Regions from separate parts of the Mus musculus genome. Here region 1 is linked to region 2. A link is a loop called in an ENCODE intact Hi-C map of the cell type or tissue named here. Cell type or tissue: heart. All regions are shown on one strand. Each heading gives the region's core, and the rest is flanking DNA. Links, peaks and the distances in the headings are about the cores only.

Region 1 (8,305 bases), core at 306-8,305, 280 kb before region 2:
TCTTGACGGCAGACATTTTAGCTTTATTTTGACATTTCACTCACATGCAAGGAGGATGGGGGGTAGGGATCATCCAACAAGCATCTCTGCATCAGGAAATCATGTCTTGGGGTTTGACACAGAGAAAAGAGGTGCCGGCTGCATTCAGTGGAGAAAGGGGGAGCCAAGGCCTGAGACTGAGTGGGTATCATTAGAACTGGTAACAGGAAGTCTGGGTAAGGCCTCCGACAAGCAGATCTCCTAGGTCTGTCGAGGTGCTGTGTGTGGGGTTCGGAAGGAGAGCACCCCAAGACAGAGAACAAACTTGGTCTCTATATCTCTTAGTGACCCTGAATCTCATTGCTGTTAGCGTCTGGGACCTAATTCCTTGGGGACTGCAGAATGTTCTGAAAGGCCCAATCCGCTGGGCTTCTATGCAATGAAGGGTCGTGGAATATTACAAGTAAAAGAACAAGCTACACAGGACAGTTCAGAGCAGGTTAGTCACCTGATGGGGCCCTGGGAAGACTGGGGAAGAGTCCTCCCCCAAAGCTTTGGTATTATGTAGCAGTTCTGGAGCCTAAAGCTACCAGGTTGGTTTCTCTCCACTACTCACGATGGAGGGTCCAGCTACTGAGCTCTCTCACCCAGCTCAGGATGAGTGAAAGCAACAAGAGCAGAGACTCTGCCCTGAAGGAGCACACAATTGAAAGAGCTTGATGCAAAGATCTCAGTTCCTATGTGAGGCATGCTGACAGAGCCAGGAATTGAGGACCAGGTCCCTGTGGACAGCAAGAAGGGTGCCAACATTGGAGACTGCCTTCTTACTTTGTCCTCTTGATTTGAAGGTAGCCCTGATCCCTTGTAGAAATTGCTATACCTCTTTTTTTGTAGCATAGAACAGTGAGACATGACACTGAGGGGAACTTGAAGGCTCCAAAGTGCTTTTGGTTGAATAATGGCCCAGCAACTTATACCCAATGTTGCTATTCTGCCTCAAGCATCCACCAGGGCACCTAGATCAGTGGTTCTCAACCTTCCTAATGCTATGACCCTTTACAGTTCCTCATGTTGTGACCCCAACCACAAAATTGTTTTCATTTCAACTTCATAACAGTAATTTTGATATTGTTATGGACTGTCATGTAAAACATCTGATATGCAGGATATCTGATATGTGACCCCTGTGAAAGGGTCGTTTGACTCCCTGAAGGGTTGCAACCCACGACACAGGTTGAAAGCCACTGCTCTAGAACTTTCTTTGTGCCCCACTCCTTTGGGAAGTACCCCTGTCCCTCTGACATTTCCTGCAAAGTGCATAGAGACAGGTTCAGTGCAGACTCTGAGCTTCTTCTTGGGCCTGGGTCAAAAATATCCCAACTTGCCTCCCAGCCTCCCCACCCCAGCTGGCTGTCCTCTCTGACATTCTGAATCCACAGTGTTGTGCAGAACTCTTCCACACCAGGCACTCCCATTGTCCCCTTGTGCCCATCTTTGGGCCAGTGTTCTATTTCCCTTTGTCCTGGTCTGACCCCTCCATCCCTTTGTTTGACCCTTTTGCCATAGACAACTCCTATATGCTCTTTCAGAACTATCTTGCTCTCCCCCCATATCACCACCATGTTGTCATCACCTACAGAGCAGCCTTCACCTCTTCTAGTTCCTCAGCATCCCTAAATAGTTGTCATGTTGAGTGGTCTCAGTGCTTGTCACCGCAATGGCACCATGAACTGTTGACAAGGAGGATATGAAGTCCAGGCTAGATCAGGGGCCTCGTAGAAACATCGCAGGCAGGTGGCATTAAGTCAAAAGAATATTCTAGAGATGGCTCCAGTCACAGAAGAGCAGAAGATGGTTGTCCAGGCCACCTTGGAGCCAACATGAGGGACATCAAGTCAGATCATTCCAGCCAGGAACGGAGGGAGGAAGAGCCCGATGGTCCCCAGGAAGCAGACGATAATGAACAGCCAGAGGAAGATCCGGTCTACCACCATGGCCACATACTTCCAATCTTCCTTCACCTGGAGTTAGAATTGGGCTTACAGTGACAAGAGCCAGGCTTTGAGAAGATGTCCCTCCCACATCCAGCCTCATGGAGGCAGTAGTCACCAGGCCACCGAAGGCTTGCAAAGCCAAGGTTATCCCACACATAGAGATGGGTGGAGAGAGAAACAGGCTTAGCTCAGGGCTGATACATCCCTGGGAATCCCATTTTATCTTTTCCCATTTCCACATACTGCTAGGCTCAGGAGTCCAGAGGGACATGAGGAGACACTAGGCACAGGCCATCAAAATCAGGAAATTTTAAATGTAGCTCATAGTAGTCCCCAATAATGTGCTGTCCCATGCTACTTCCCCACACACCTGAAGGGGACAGAAAGAGGCAGGTTGTAGCCCAGGGCAAGCCAGTGTGGAAGAGCTGGAGCTTTGTAGCTCTTCAGCTCACAGGCCAAGCCAGAGGATCTACATTCTTAGAAATTTCCAAATTAATGATCAATGTTCTTATCTACTCAATAAGATTGTCCCATAGTAACCTTTCACTCCTCCTTTGGTTGGTAAGGGGACAGCCAGGTTCTGAACACTAAGTACTTACTATATGCAGCCCTGGGGGAGGGGAGCCTACCCTGGTTCAGCTGAGAATCTGCAGGGTTTGAGAGTGACTAGGGAACGTCACAGACTGCCCAGAGCCCAGATGGAGGAGACCCTCTACCACAGGGTAGTGCAGCGGCCAGCCATGCACTGAGTGGATGCGTTTGTATTTGGTTTCTGTACCTTCTCAGAGCAGTCTATCTCCCTGCCCTGCCCCGCCCCACCCCGCCCCTCTCATAGAGGGACTGCCCAGACAAAGACAAAGCAGATGGAGACCAGCATCTGAGCTCCCCAATTTCCTCACTCTCCCCCACTTAGGTTGAAGAGAGGGGGATGGACCCTGTGGTATTCTGCCATCGGCCAGGAAGTAACCAGAGGACTTCTAGCTAGTGTTTCCCTTTCATGATCAAGTCCAGACTCTTTGGACATGACTGAGGGTGACTGGTCCTTACAAGAAGAAGGGAAAGGGTTGCCCAAGGGCATGCCCTGGGCTTGGATTTTTCCCTGCTAAGCTGGCAGAGTCACCCACGGGGTGGGGAGGGGCTTTCCTCATCCCAACTCACCGAAGAGTCAGCATCCTCAGACCTCAGGTGGTCAGCAATGTAGTGTACACCTTCTAGTGCTTTCTGTATTTGAGGTGACAGCAGGATCTCACTAGCCTGGGATGGAGTCTTGGCCTCAGGCCCCATGGCCCTCAGATGCAGGCTGCCATGGCCATAGAGGACACCCATGGAAGAGTCTGGGAGGCCTGCACACATACATATGTTTTCATCTTCTTCCTCCTCCTCCTCTTCCTCTGTCTCCTCCCTTTCTTCAGCATCCATGTTGGTCTCCAGCCAATGATAAGTGGGGCTGAGCTTCAGACCTGGAGAGCCATGGAGCTCCATGGGCGGCAGGGGCCGATTCATCATCAGCCACCGGGGCACCCGGCCTAGCAGGGCCACCCTCACCCAGTTGGGCATGTTGTGCGTGCTAGGGGAACGGTGGTGGACATTGAGCACGAAGACTGTGATCACAATAGAGAGGGTGACGAAGATCATGGTGAAGAGCAGGTACTCGCCGATGAGTGGGATGACCAGTGAGGTGGATGGGATAATTTCTGTGATGAGCAGCAGGAAGACAGTGAGGGAGAGCAGCACCGAGATGCACAGCGTGATCTTCTCTCCACACTCAGAGGGCAAGTAGAACACGAGCACGGTGAGGCAGGAGATGAGCAGGCACGGGATAATGAGGTTGATGGTGTAGAACAGCGGCAGCCGGCGGATAACGAAGTAGTAGGTGACGTCGGGGTAGATCTCCGCGCAGCAGTCGTACTTCTTGCTGTTATAGGTTCCGGTGGCGTTGATAATGGCCCACTCGCCGCTCTCCCAGTAGTCCTTCAGGTCCACCGTCCGCTCCATCTGCTCCAGGTCGATCTTGGCCTTGTCGTATGTCCAGGAGCCAAACTTCATCTTGCAGTTCTGCTGGTCGAAGGGGAAGAAAGTCACGTCGATGCTGCAGGAGCTCTTGTAGATGGCTGGGGGCACCCAGTGCACAGTGCCCGTGAAGAAGAGGTGGGCCTTGGTCATGTGGGTCACCGCAAACTCCCCGTCTGCACTGGGAAGAGGAGACAAGCTGGGATCCTGCATATCTGCCTCTTCCGTGAAGCAGGGCAACTGAGTAAACAAACTCACTATTGACTGGCTAAGTAGAGTCATCCAAGCAAGGGCAAGATAAATCTCTCCTACAGACAGACGTATCTGAGTTGCCTTTTCAAATACCAGTGTTTTAATTGCAGAAGTAAAAAATTTAAATAAACTAAAAAAAAAAAAAACCACGATTGCCATTTTGATGTCATAATTATATATCTGACTGTCATAAAGACTATTCCTTAATTTTTCATATTTCAAATCATGGGACATTTATAGTCTGATCCTGTTATTATCCATTTAGTATGTTGAAGTTTTTGTGGTTGTTTTATGAGACAGGGATCTTACTATGTGGCCCCAGCTGGCCCCCAACTTGCTGGCTGGATTTAAACTTGTGATCCTCCTGCCTCAGTATCTTGAGTTCTGGAATAACAGGTATTCTCCACCATACCTGACTAGAGTAAAGGTTTTTGAGTGTTTTGATCTCCCTCACGATTAAATGGGAACTCAGTTCCAGAGGAGGAGGATCCTAGATCTTGTACCCAGATCTTTTTCGTTCCTTTCCAGACGAGACTAACATTTTGGCTGGTGAGGAAACTCCCTGTACTCTGTGCATTTAGCACAGTATTTGGGGCCAGTTTCATCTACCAGGGCCTGTACCTGAGGGATGTGAGATGTGGTTCCTGCCCTTGGGGAACCACATGGAAATGAAATATAGTCACATGACATCACCATGCAACTGGGCATTTGGAATGCTTCTGAGATCAGGAGGGACTTCTGGCTGGGCTCAACAGGATTACTGTGAAAGCTTAATTAGTTCTTGACCTGGGAGGTGAGACAAGAGCATAAAAACAGGAAGCCTCACAAGAACAAGGAAGAAATCGGCAGGCAGGACTCCATAGGACTCTGGGTTTCCCTGGGTAGAAATAGTCTTTAAACTCCACCCCCAATTCCTACATTCAACCCAAACCGGTAGTGATAATTTCGGTCATTTCACATAACTACCACTAGATGGCAGCAGGCCCCCATTCGGGGGAAGAGGCCATGTGACTTCACTGACCCTTTGCCTATTAACCTGCAGGAGGGTGTCGTTCACACACCCCTTAAATGCAGCTGTTCTGACTAGCCTTTGTCCTACCAGAAGAACTTGATGCAATCAGGTATTAGCAACCAGCTGTCTTATTGACAATTTAAAAACTCAGATAAATCTGCTGCTGGGACTTTGTTCCTGATCTGTCAGAGAGAACCAGAAACTGGAAGGATCCTAGGTGCCACCTCAGGGCACAGAGATGGGGCCTGGGGAACTCGGGGCATATGACTCCTGCAGAAGCAAACAACAGGTGTTTAAGGCTTAGACCACCAGGGGGTGACTATGCTATCCAAAATTATGTCACATGCCAACCCCCCCCCCCCCACACACACCACCACCAAGAACCTTCCATGCCTATTCATATCTCAAGAAGGTAGCAGTGTCCCCCAGAGACCTGCTTTAGAAAATGTTAGCAAGAGACACTGCCATCATTTAAGTATTAACGTCTGGATTTCTCTGTGAAACCTTACCCAAGCCAAAAAGGAAAGAATAAGTTTTAGTTTCTTTTATGAGAAAGTGTGTGTGTGTGTGTGTGTGTGTGTGTGTGTGTGTGTGTGAGAGAGGGAGAGAGAGAGAGAGAGAGAGATGCCAGTGCACATGAGTATGTGTCTGTGTATATATATGCATGCATGTTTGTGTATGTGTGTATGTATGTATGTATGTATTAGAGAGAGAGTGTGTGCTGGCACACATGTGTGAATAAATGTGTGTATGTGTGTGGTGTGTGCACATGTGTGGGTAGTGCTTGTGCATATTTGAGTGTGTATAGGCCTAAGGCTGCCATCAAGTATCTTTCCTTGACCATGCTCCATCTTTACTTCTTGAGACAGGTCCTCAAGAATCGAAGGCTTGTCTGGCTAAACTGACTGGTCAGTGAACTTCTAGGATCTACCTGTCTCCCCTATCCCCAGTGCTAAAGTGCTCTCTCTCTCTCTCTCTCTCTCTCTCTCTCATACACACACACACTCACAGAAACAGACAGACAGACAGACAGACAGACAGACAGACAGAGCGAGCCAGAGTACCACTCCCAGCTTTTATGTGACCACTGAGGATTCAAACAGATTTTCTTGCTAGCCCAGCAAGAGCTCTTGCTCGCCTAGTTCTCTCCCCTCCCAGATGCACTTTAATTAGTAACTGGCTTCTTACTTGTTGTAGAGAACAATGTCTGGGATCCAGATCATCTCTGAGGGGACGCGGAGGGAGGTGATGTTGCCAAACTCAGCCGGGTCCCAGCGCAGCTTGTAGTCATTCCATTCCTGCTCAGGGGAGTGGTCACATCAGAGCACTGCCCCACCGGGACCTTTAGGTGATCTGAGGAGCTGTGGGACTGTAGCACCCCTGTGTCCCTCTCCTAGCCCCCACAGAATCCACAGAGTCTATGGCACGAGGAAAAGGCTGCTATGGGAATAGGGCAAACCATTTCTGATAAGCAGCCCATTTTGTTCCGACTCTGGTAGTGAAAATCCCAGGCAGCCAGTGCCAGCACACTTGGCCCTCTAGCTGTGCCTCTGGCCCTTGTTCTGATGCTCCCCACTTAGTGAATCTGTTATGCAGTCACTCCTTCTCCAGGCAGGGCTTGCCAGAGACAGCCAGGAGAGTTACCCATGACCTTCCAACTATGCTCTGGAGACCTCCTGATCCAGGGAGTCCCAGCAGGAAGAGGATGCTCTAGGTCCCAACTGTGTTCCACCAGAGCAGGTCCAAGTGCATTTTAAAACCAGATTTTGTTATTGTTTATTTGTTTGTTTCATGCACAAGCTGGCCTCCAACTTACTGTAAAGGTAAAAAACGACCTTAAACATTTGCTTCTTCTCAGCCCCTCTTCCCAGGCTCTGGATGGAGTTCATGAGCCCCATGCCCAGTGCCTGCGGTGTTGGGGAGTCAAACCCAGGCAAGCACTGTATGAAACGGAGCTTTACCCTTTAGTTCCCAATACCGAGCTCTTATTCCCTCTCTGGTATATCCTTTAGGATTTCAGGTTCATATATTTGGGGACACTTACATCAAATGGGGGCATCTGACGGCCATAGGTCTAAGACAGATGAGCCACCCCTTCACAGATGGGGAGAAAGGAGCTTCCAGAGGGTTAATAACTTCTCCAGCATTTCAGGCTAGTCCTGGGCAGCTGCAGAAGGCCTGGTTCCACCACTGTGCCCTTTCCTCTCCTCCTCCACAACCCTGGCATGAGTGACCAGGACAATCGTGGTGATCGAGGATCTAGGACCACACCACCCCCCATGACATGACTGCACACACCTTTTAAAGCTTCCCCCTCACTCTGGTTCCCATTGGTTCATCCATAGAGATGAGGCTCAGACCCTCCAATGACTCCAGAATAAGCAATAGCAGAAGCAATTGGCTCAGAGCAGCCCCTGACCCAAGTAGCTATCACGCATCCAGAACCCAGTGAGTCGGGGGTTGTGTGTAGAACCCCTACAGTGAGCAAGGAACCTATTTGAAAGACTCTGAAATGGCATTGCCTTGGTGGGTTTCTGCCTGCTGGCCTCTGAGTCAGGGCCAGTCAGGTACCCAAGGGGCCAGAGTAGAAAGCTGAGGGCAGGGGTTAGCTTTCCTTTCCCATGTCCCTTTGTCATCTCCACTTTAAGGCCTTGGGATTTTCTGGGATGACAGAATGAGCCTGCCCAACAGTGGCCCATCCCAGAACTCCACACACACTCTCCTTCCATGGAGAAATGGTATCTTTGTCTCTTCCCGACTCTAGATTCTTTACTGACTGTGCCTATAGAATGAAGTAAGATGGAGGCTAGATTGCTATAGATCCATAAGTGGCTTTCAGCTTCTACTTTCTGTCTCTTGTCACTCAGGGAGACTTGAAGACACCAAGTGAGAATCCATCAAATCAACTGCCAAAGAGACCCTAGTGAAGGAACCTGAGAGTGCGCATGGAGGACCCCAGCCTTTCAGAATCTTCCAGAGCTTTCCAAATATCCATGTAAAAGACAGACATGTAAGGCAGTGGCCCTCAACCTTCCTAATGCTGCAGTGCTTTAATACA
Region 2 (8,332 bases), core at 235-8,234:
CACCCCCAGACCATACCAACACCCTCCTCAGTACATCTATTTGCTCAGTCCTACACTCAGCGCCTTCCCCTTTCTACTGTAACCCCTCACCTCTTATCAGACACCCACACACATACCAGGCTCTTTGACCCACCTTACCATGGCACCCCTTTCACATCTGTTTCCTTGCTAGGGGTCTGAGCCCAGAGACACTGACTCGGCCTTCATCAACAACTTATGCTCATTCTAAGGGGTCACTCAGCAGTTCCATCTGCAGTATGGCTATGCTATTCCAGATGGAGAAAGTGGACCAGCTGCAGTCCTTCTGGCTGTCACTTTCCCTGCGACTTCATGATTCATCTCTCCCACAGGTGTGCTTTCGATTCCATCCCCAGGTCCTCGACCCCACTCCTGCTGCTCAAAGTCACATGTGATGTCATCTGCCAGTCTCTCCAAGCTGACCGTTAAGGACTTTGCCCCCATCCCTTCTCTGCAGTACAACTGGCCCCTAACATGAGGCTACATTGGTGGGCTCTAGCTTCCTGGCCCATGTGAAGGATACCTAGGTATTGAGAACCTGACCTTTCAAGTGCCTCTGTCAAGTATGAAAAGCAAGGCAAAGGATCTGAATTTGTGATTCTGATTTTCCAAAGGTCACCGGTGAATTCCCAGGACTCTAGAGAGGGTGAGTTGGCCATCGGTAACAGGTGAAATCATGCAATCCAAGGACCCACTTTATGTGCACAGTCCCTAAACCTTGCTTCCTTTCCTTCAAGGCTGCAGGACTGGTATACCAGGAAGATGCCAAAAGTACTTACCTTCACTTGAAACAAGATGTGTTTTAATAGCCATGTGGGCAAGGAGGAAATTATCGCCTAGATTCAGACAAAATCAGGAGGATTTGTAACTGGTGGCGTGTGCTAAATAATGCTGAATATTGGCTTGATCTCTGTAGGAGGAGATGTTCGGTAAAGCTGGTCCGAGACCAGCTGCGTTTGATGCTTTCCCAGTTTCCTAATGACAGTATAGTCAGGGCATTTACAGACACATAGGTAATATGCAAAAGGCATTTACAGACATGTAGATAATACAGGCAGAACACTTGCAGACATGTAGATGATATAGACAGGACACTTACAGACACATAAATAACGTAGGCAGAACATTTACAGACACATAGATAATATAGACAGAATGTTTACAGAATGTAAACAATATAGACAGGGAGTTTACAGACATATAGATGACGGTTATGAGTGTGATTATGGGGCTGGGGAGGTAGGTCGGCTGATAAAGTGCTTGTTGTAAAAGCATGATGACTGGAGTGCGATCTCCAGGATCCAAGGTTCATGCTGTAACCCTAAGGCTGGACTAGCAGAGCCCAGGCACATTAGTTCATGCTGTAACCTCAAGGTCAGGCTAGCAGAGGCCAGGTACAGTGGTTCATGCTGTAACCTCAGGGTCAGACTAGCAAAGCCCATGTATAGCGGCTCATGCTGTAACCCAGGGTCAGGTTAGCAAAGCCCAGGTACAGTGGTTCATGCTGTAACCCCAGTGCCAAAGTAGCAGAGCCCAGGCACAGAGGTTCATGCTGTAACCCCAAGACTAGGCTAGCAGAGTCCAGGTACAGTGTTTCATGCTGTAACCCCAGGGCTGGCTAGCAGAACCCAGGTACAGTGGTTCATGCTGTAACCCCAGTGCCAGAATAGCAGAACCCAGGTACAGTGGCTTACATTAAAATCTCAATGCCAGTCCACATGAGTCGGCAAGCTCCAAGCCATTGAGACAGTGTGACCACCCCTTCCAAAAACAAAAAACCAAGATGGCTGACAGCTGAGGAGCAACACCTAAAGTTGACCTCTGTCCTCCACACATTGAACATACATACATGGGTCTGCACACATAATAGCACACGTGTATGCCCACACTCCACACAGTGATCTTAGAATGACTAATTAGAATTCAAATCAGCTCATTGATGGATTCCAACAAGGAAAATCCATCAAAGACAATATTGAGAGCCAGCAGTGGTTGACACAGGCCAATAATGTCAGCAACCGCAGAGGTTAATGCAAGAGGACCGAGTGTTCAAGACCACTCTAGGGTCCAGAGCTTCTGAGAAGACCTTCTCACAAACAACCAACAGATGAACAATGTTCAGAGAAGTTATGGAGAAAAATGACAATCGGTTTTGTCTGAAGGTCAAAGTAAGAAGAAACTAACTGTGAGTCATTTTGAGGAATGTCCATGGGGGAGTGGAAGATGGAGAAAAGCAAGGGAAAAGTTACAAAAAAAGTAAAGAGCTGTAGGAATGGAGGGAAAGTGTCCAAAGTAGGCTTAGGGGCAGGAGCAGGGAGGTGCTGTTCCGATCTTGGTCAGAGATGTCCATCATTGTGGTAACTCTTTAAATGACTGTATTTGTTCACATACTCTTTTGTATATTTGTTGCTAATTTTTTTTTAAAAGGGATACTTTTAAAGCCTTAAAGGGCAGGAAATCTCAAATCCCAGAGTAACCCAGTCAGGCAGAGCATTTGATTGACAACGTGAGCCACAAGAGTCAATCCTCTCTTGGCTCTCATGCCCCTCCATGCATCTCAGGTCCTGGCTGGCGACCCTGCAGAGCTTGAGGGGGTGTTCTCTCAGAGGACTCAGGCAAACAGGAGTAGTTGGGGGGCCCACAACCCCACATGATGTGAGGAGCCTGCTTTCCCCTGCTTTCGTATTGGATCATAACAAATGAAGGGTTTAGGAGCAGCCACAGGTGGCAGCTGACAGCTGTTTTCAAACCCTCCAAGCTGTTATTTGGCAGAGGAATCTGGCCTGGTCTCTGCAGTGCCAGATGCCAGGGTGGCCACTAGCTGAATCCACTGTGCGGCAGGCCCTGGATAAATAACATAACTTCCTAATAAGAGAATACCGGTATGAAGTCCTGAGCTCCTGTCCCAGACAAGGCTCAGACTTCCTCTTTAGGCAAAGGGTACCACAAAAGAGTAAGGCAGCTCAAATAATCCCTGAAGTCCCTTCACCTCCCATCCATGAGATGAGACTGCAATCTTTGTACATTGTGTGCACAAAGAAAGACAGAAGCTGACTCCAGAACGAGAGCCTTGTTTCTAAATACAATGTACCAAGTCTTCTTGGAAGCAAAATTGTTTGTTTGTTTGTTTGTTTGTTTGTTTGTTTAATCAGTGAGTGGTGTTGTATTTCTATTATTCCAATGATAACATGGTCTGAGACTCCACTGCTGCCCAAGAGCATAGGTTGTCCAGATCATTGCAGGATGCTGTGTTCAATCTCTGGACTATCTGCAGGAGTGTGATCCAGAGGCATAAGGCTTACCAGAAACAGAAGCTGAGACCAGCTTGCTCTCTCCTGCCCTCTGCTGGGCATCCCCTCCATCTCTTATTTGTGCAGGACGCTGATGATACCTGATTCAGATGGTGCAAATCAAGAGCGTCTGTCCCCAAGAGATTCATCCATCTGAGGCCTTTACAATGTTCTAGACAATGACAAACTTTCAGATAAGGGCTTGGAGAAAGCTCAACATTCAAATTGACAAGATCCTGTTCAAAAGTGAGTGGTGGCTTTGTGGGAAATTCACAGCTCCCAGCTCATGAGCTATGGAAGAGCTTGGAGCCAACCTATAAAAATGTGGACATTTTATCTAGAACTCTAGATTTTTAATACCATATTAGTGAATGTTCATGACGTCTTAAAATATAGAAGTAGTTTGTACAACTGTAGTCCTGTTACAAGACATGGCAATGTGGGTCCTGCCAAGTGACAGCAAAGCCAGTCACCTCCATAGCCTTTTAAGGCACAACTCAAAATGGACACACAGAAGTAAATCCATAGACCTCCAGGGATAGTTGCAGTTCCTCAATACCCAGAGTCCTTCAAGACCTATGGCTGGCCCAGGGAGGCAAGGTCCAAGTCCTAGGGAGAGACAGGCATGTCATCTCCTAATGAGGCCTCACTGTGCCTGCAGGACCATCTTTGGTATACTCTCCCATGAAGAATGACCCAGCCTGAGGAATTCCACAGATAGGACACAGGTTGAAAATGTTCACAGTGGCCAGGTGAAGGTGGCTCAGTGGTTAAGAGCACTGACTGCTCTTCCAAAGGTCCTGAGTTCAATTCCCAGCAACTGCATGGTGGCTCACAACCATAATGGGATCTGATGCCCTCTTCTGGTGTGTCTGAAGACAGCTACAGTGTACTTATGCATCAATCTTTTTTTTTTTTTTTTTTTTTTAAGTGTGGAGTAGAGAAACCCTGTTGAAAAGGATTGGGAGGAAATGCCACTGCCTTTGTCCTGTCCCGTGTCATCTAGCGCCTTCAGTGCAGCTCACTGGCTTACTCTGTAAGCTTGGCTTCCCTGTGGCAGCACATTGCCTCATTGCCGGAGCGGACATGCCGCATCTTCAGGATGGCCACGATATGGAGTCATCTTGCCTGACATCCTTAGATATGTCACCTGCCCTATTTAGGCTGGCACTGGAATTTATAGCCTCTGCTTTGGTCTTATTTCTCACTTTCCAGTGGACAGATGGTGACCCAGAGGAGAGACATGTCACGCAGAATAAAAGGGCTATATCCTAAAGGGCAAGTGTGCAAATACTACTTGCCTCTTTTCCCTGTCTCCTCTCCCACATGACTGGTTTCCTCTGATGGGGTGAGATGACAGGGCCCCATCTGGTTAAGGGAGTGAGCTAAGCTTAGGGAAAGAATCAAAGGCAAGAAGAGGACACTGTCTGGAATTGCCCAGAGCGAGTCCTGTTCCTACCTACGCATGCTCCCTCTGCCCTCCAGCAGAGAGGCAAATGACTTTCTCTATGGGTCATTGCCCACGGAGCACTGCACCATGTGTGGGTGTGCGCATGCTTGCAAGCGAGGGTTCATTGCATGTGGAGGTCAGGAGACAACTGTTGGGAGTTGAGTCTTGTCTTCTACCTTGCTTCGAGACAGGATCTCTCTTGCTGTTTCTGCTATTGGATGGTACTGCTGGCTGGCCCTCTTCTCTCTCTCATTTTACTTGGGGGCACTGGGATTACAGGTGCCTGTTACTGTATCTGACTTTTTGTTCCTGTTGCTTTACATGAGCTCTGAATATAAACTCACATCATCTGGCTTGTGTGGCAAAGTGCTTTTAACTCCCCTAGCCCCCAACTCCAGGGGCAGTAGAATAGGGCAGATGTAAGAAGAAACATAGTAATGGCTTCGGAGAATTCTTTTCCAGCCTTAAATATTAACACCTGCTCACCAGGTCTAAGAACCAGAGAAAGCTACATGGCTTTCCAGAATGAACAACTATTTCCCAGGGCTGCCATTCCATGACTGGTCACAAATGTAGAAAACTCTGAGTCAGGACCAGTCAGAGCATGCCAATGGTAAGACAAAGATAGGTCTTGTGTTGTGTGGTCTAGGTGCAATGCAGCCATAACTTTTGTGTGTGTGGTGGGGGGAGAAGGGGAACCACAGTTCTAACAGTTCATACAGCTGTGAAATCAGAAAGGAAAAAGTAACCTGTGTAAGATGGAGGTACCTGCAATTCAATGTACCTATATTTCAGCATCAAGCTGTAGGCTAGAGAGCCTCCACCCCTAGCTGAAGAGTTACTGACAGCTGGTGGTTGCTAGGAGAGGACAAGTCACTTTTCTTTAGGAGTGTGGTCCTAAAGACCATGTTCCCACAGATAAGCCCACCCACACCCATGCATATATGAGCAACACTAGTGAATTTTTTTAAAGGACATGAAGTTGCAAAGTGGACATGGGAAGGGATCTGGGAGGAACTGGAGAAGTGGAGGGCAGGTGTGACAGAAATAAATTGTATGCATGTATGAAAATTCTCAAAGAATAAACTGAAGTATAGTTTTAAGAAAGAATTCAAATAATTTCATGGCCTAGAGAAGAAAACCCTGCCTCTCTATAAACACTTAGTAACACTAAAGTGTGTGCTGTGGTGAAGCGGGTGAAACTTGGAACCAACCAACGCCAACCTGGAGCCCTCTGGTCACCAGGGAAGTCTTCACATTTGAAGCTTCATTCCAGCTACTGGGTTGCCCCTACAAGTTCCTGTGCTGAAAGCTTGGTCCATGAGATACTACTGGAGCTCTACGAGGGGCTCCACCATCATGAATGGACTAATGGGACTCACAGGAGTTTTCCCAAGAGTGGGTTGTCAGAAAGCCTGCCCTGCCCCGTGCCTGGTCCCTTCTGCAATGCTGCCATTTCCCTTTCCTCTTCTTTGTGTTGTGATGCACTTAAGAGGGCCATTGCTGGGAGGCTAGCACCATGACACCTGGCCAAGTCACAAAGCAAAACCAAGGAAATCTTTTGCATATAAATTATCCAGTTTCAAGTTAGATTACAGCAACAGAGAACAGACTATCATTACCAGCCCTGAGTCCAGGCAGCCCAGTTAAGAATTTGAGGTAGAAAAAAAAAAAAGAATTTGAGATAGACACGGAATCAAATTGCAGATGTTAGTGTTTTTTATCATGGTCTTTCAGCTTCTGGTTCTGGGACTCTTGGGAGATAATCGCTTTTCATTTGTCCCTCTTCCTCTGCTTGGGCCCAGAAGTGACTGGGCCCACTTGTTACATGCTAACCCTCTGAAAATCACTATGTACATGTCACTATAGAGGCTGAGCCCTAGAAGGCAAACATGGAGAAGTCCTGCAAGCACACACAGCTCTACTCAAATGATAAGGTTTTGTTGTGTTTTACAGAACACTCCTCCAGAACACTGTGTCCAAGGCTGAATGTGTCACGACAGAAATGACAGGAGGATGCATGCTGAGTCTTGCCTGTGCTGGGCTCCCAGGTGCCAGGCAAAGAGCGCTCACTAAGCACAGCTTTAGAGAACTTGCTTGGACTAGATGGATGGAGACTGACGTTAGGTCTGGAATCTAAGCTTCTAACTTTATAACTTCTGGTTGTAGCTTGTTGTTTTGTTTTACTTTAAAACCAAAAGGTCACCTATCTACTCTAGTATGACCATATTCAATTTTGGGATGTTATCCATATTCTGCGTTCAAAGAAAAAGCAGACTTCAGTATCATGTTCAAGGACATGCTGGAAGGCTGCAATATTTCCCCCCCTTATAGCTTCCCAACTCAGAGAAAGAAGAACATCCCCCTTACACACGAGGGTGGTTCCACTTTGTGTTTAGCTGGAGACTGGAGTCTTGCTGTGTGGGTCACAGGATCTCTTCCTGGGGGTGGTGGCAGGGACAGGAGCACTAACAGGCAGCAATTAAAAGGCTCTCTAGTACCTACACTTCCAGAGAGAGTCTAAACAGCAAAACACAAAAAGATCAACTCCAGCCTGTTGATGTCAAAACCTTGCCAATTTGGTAAACACAAGCACCATGTCAAGCGCCTGCCTTGCCCAGGCATCTGACCACACAACAAAGGTAAGAAATGAGAGAGCTAAAAATGACTCACAAGTGCCTACAGCAGCTTGTGGAGTTGAGCGATTAGGCGGGCCTCCTCTGCATAGAGAGCACAGCCAGGAAACTGGAAAGAGATGCAGGGGACTCTCATACACACAGAAGTGATCAAAGCGGTAACTCATAAGCATAGAACAATCTGGAACTTCCTTATCAAACACTTAGGACACAAGCCAGCAGCAAAAACAGATGGCTTTGATGATGGCAGTCTGATTCCTGAACTATGTATGTCCTTAAAAGAAAAGGTCTCTGCTTTTCCCCGAGACCAACTGAACTGTAAAAACATAAAACAGGGGCAGAGAGGCGGGGGTATAGCTTTAGGCATGGAACAGCTAAAATGGTGAAGGAGGAGAGCCAGGTATGCAACCCTGAGAACTCAGAAGAGGCCCGGATAATGTTAAACCTGTGAGCTGAGTTTTGAACTACTTACCCTCAAATGTAAGTTGAGCATCTGACACTGAAGGGATAGCCTTCAAAAGCTCCCGCATGTGTGTTCAAGGTCTGTAGATGCAGAGGCCGAGGGGACACAGGTAATGCTAGCAGCAAAGCCTCCCACTGAGGTGTCTATAGCCAAGGGCTAAAGGAGCCAAAGCTTTAAAGGAATGTCTACAGGGATTAGACAGGGGGGCTTGTGGAACTGGGCAGCCCCGCCTTCAGTTCAAACTTCTCCATGCTCAGATCTGACAAAACGAGCCACTCTTGCAGGCCCCACAGCAGAACCTGAGGTGGGTGGGGCTGTGGCCCAATGCTCACCTCAAATACATGCGATCTTGAGTTCACAGAAGGAACCTATGATAAATGAGCTTTACAGCACCATTAGCCTTAAACCAGCTTGGAGGTGGGGGCTGCTCTCTTTTATAGAAAACAAGTTCTAAGAATTCAGATATCAATGCCCT

Evidence for each region. Peaks named below come from ENCODE experiments on the same cell type or tissue, not always from the same donor. Only the 100,000 strongest peaks of a DNase experiment are listed, where the experiment ranks them.
Region 1: a loop joins it to region 2, with 5 times the contacts of the local background. A loop is called at or near these places in 14 of 42 quality-filtered maps.

Annotation. Positions count from the first base shown.
Region 1 is chr14:66,144,646-66,152,950 of GRCm38, reverse strand. Chrna2 (cholinergic receptor, nicotinic, alpha polypeptide 2 (neuronal)) reads right to left here. Exons shown (of 7, transcript NM_144803.2): 5 at 6,436-6,545; 6 at 3,132-4,164; 7 at 3-2,000. The coding sequence ends at 1,875. Among named protein-coding and RNA genes, the nearest start is that of Chrna2, 7.8 kb to the right of the region's middle. In heart, for the core only: CTCF peaks have their summits at 2,081 and 5,213 (motif pointing right); DNase peaks (open chromatin) are centred at 5,240 and 6,860; H3K27ac peaks cover 250 bases; H3K27me3 peaks cover 840 bases.
Region 2 is chr14:65,866,607-65,874,938 of GRCm38, reverse strand. No RefSeq gene overlaps it. Among named protein-coding and RNA genes, the nearest start is that of Gm41181, 32 kb to the left of the region's middle. In heart, for the core only: a CTCF peak has its summit at 3,369 (motif pointing left); no DNase peak of the experiment used is centred there; H3K27ac peaks cover 544 bases.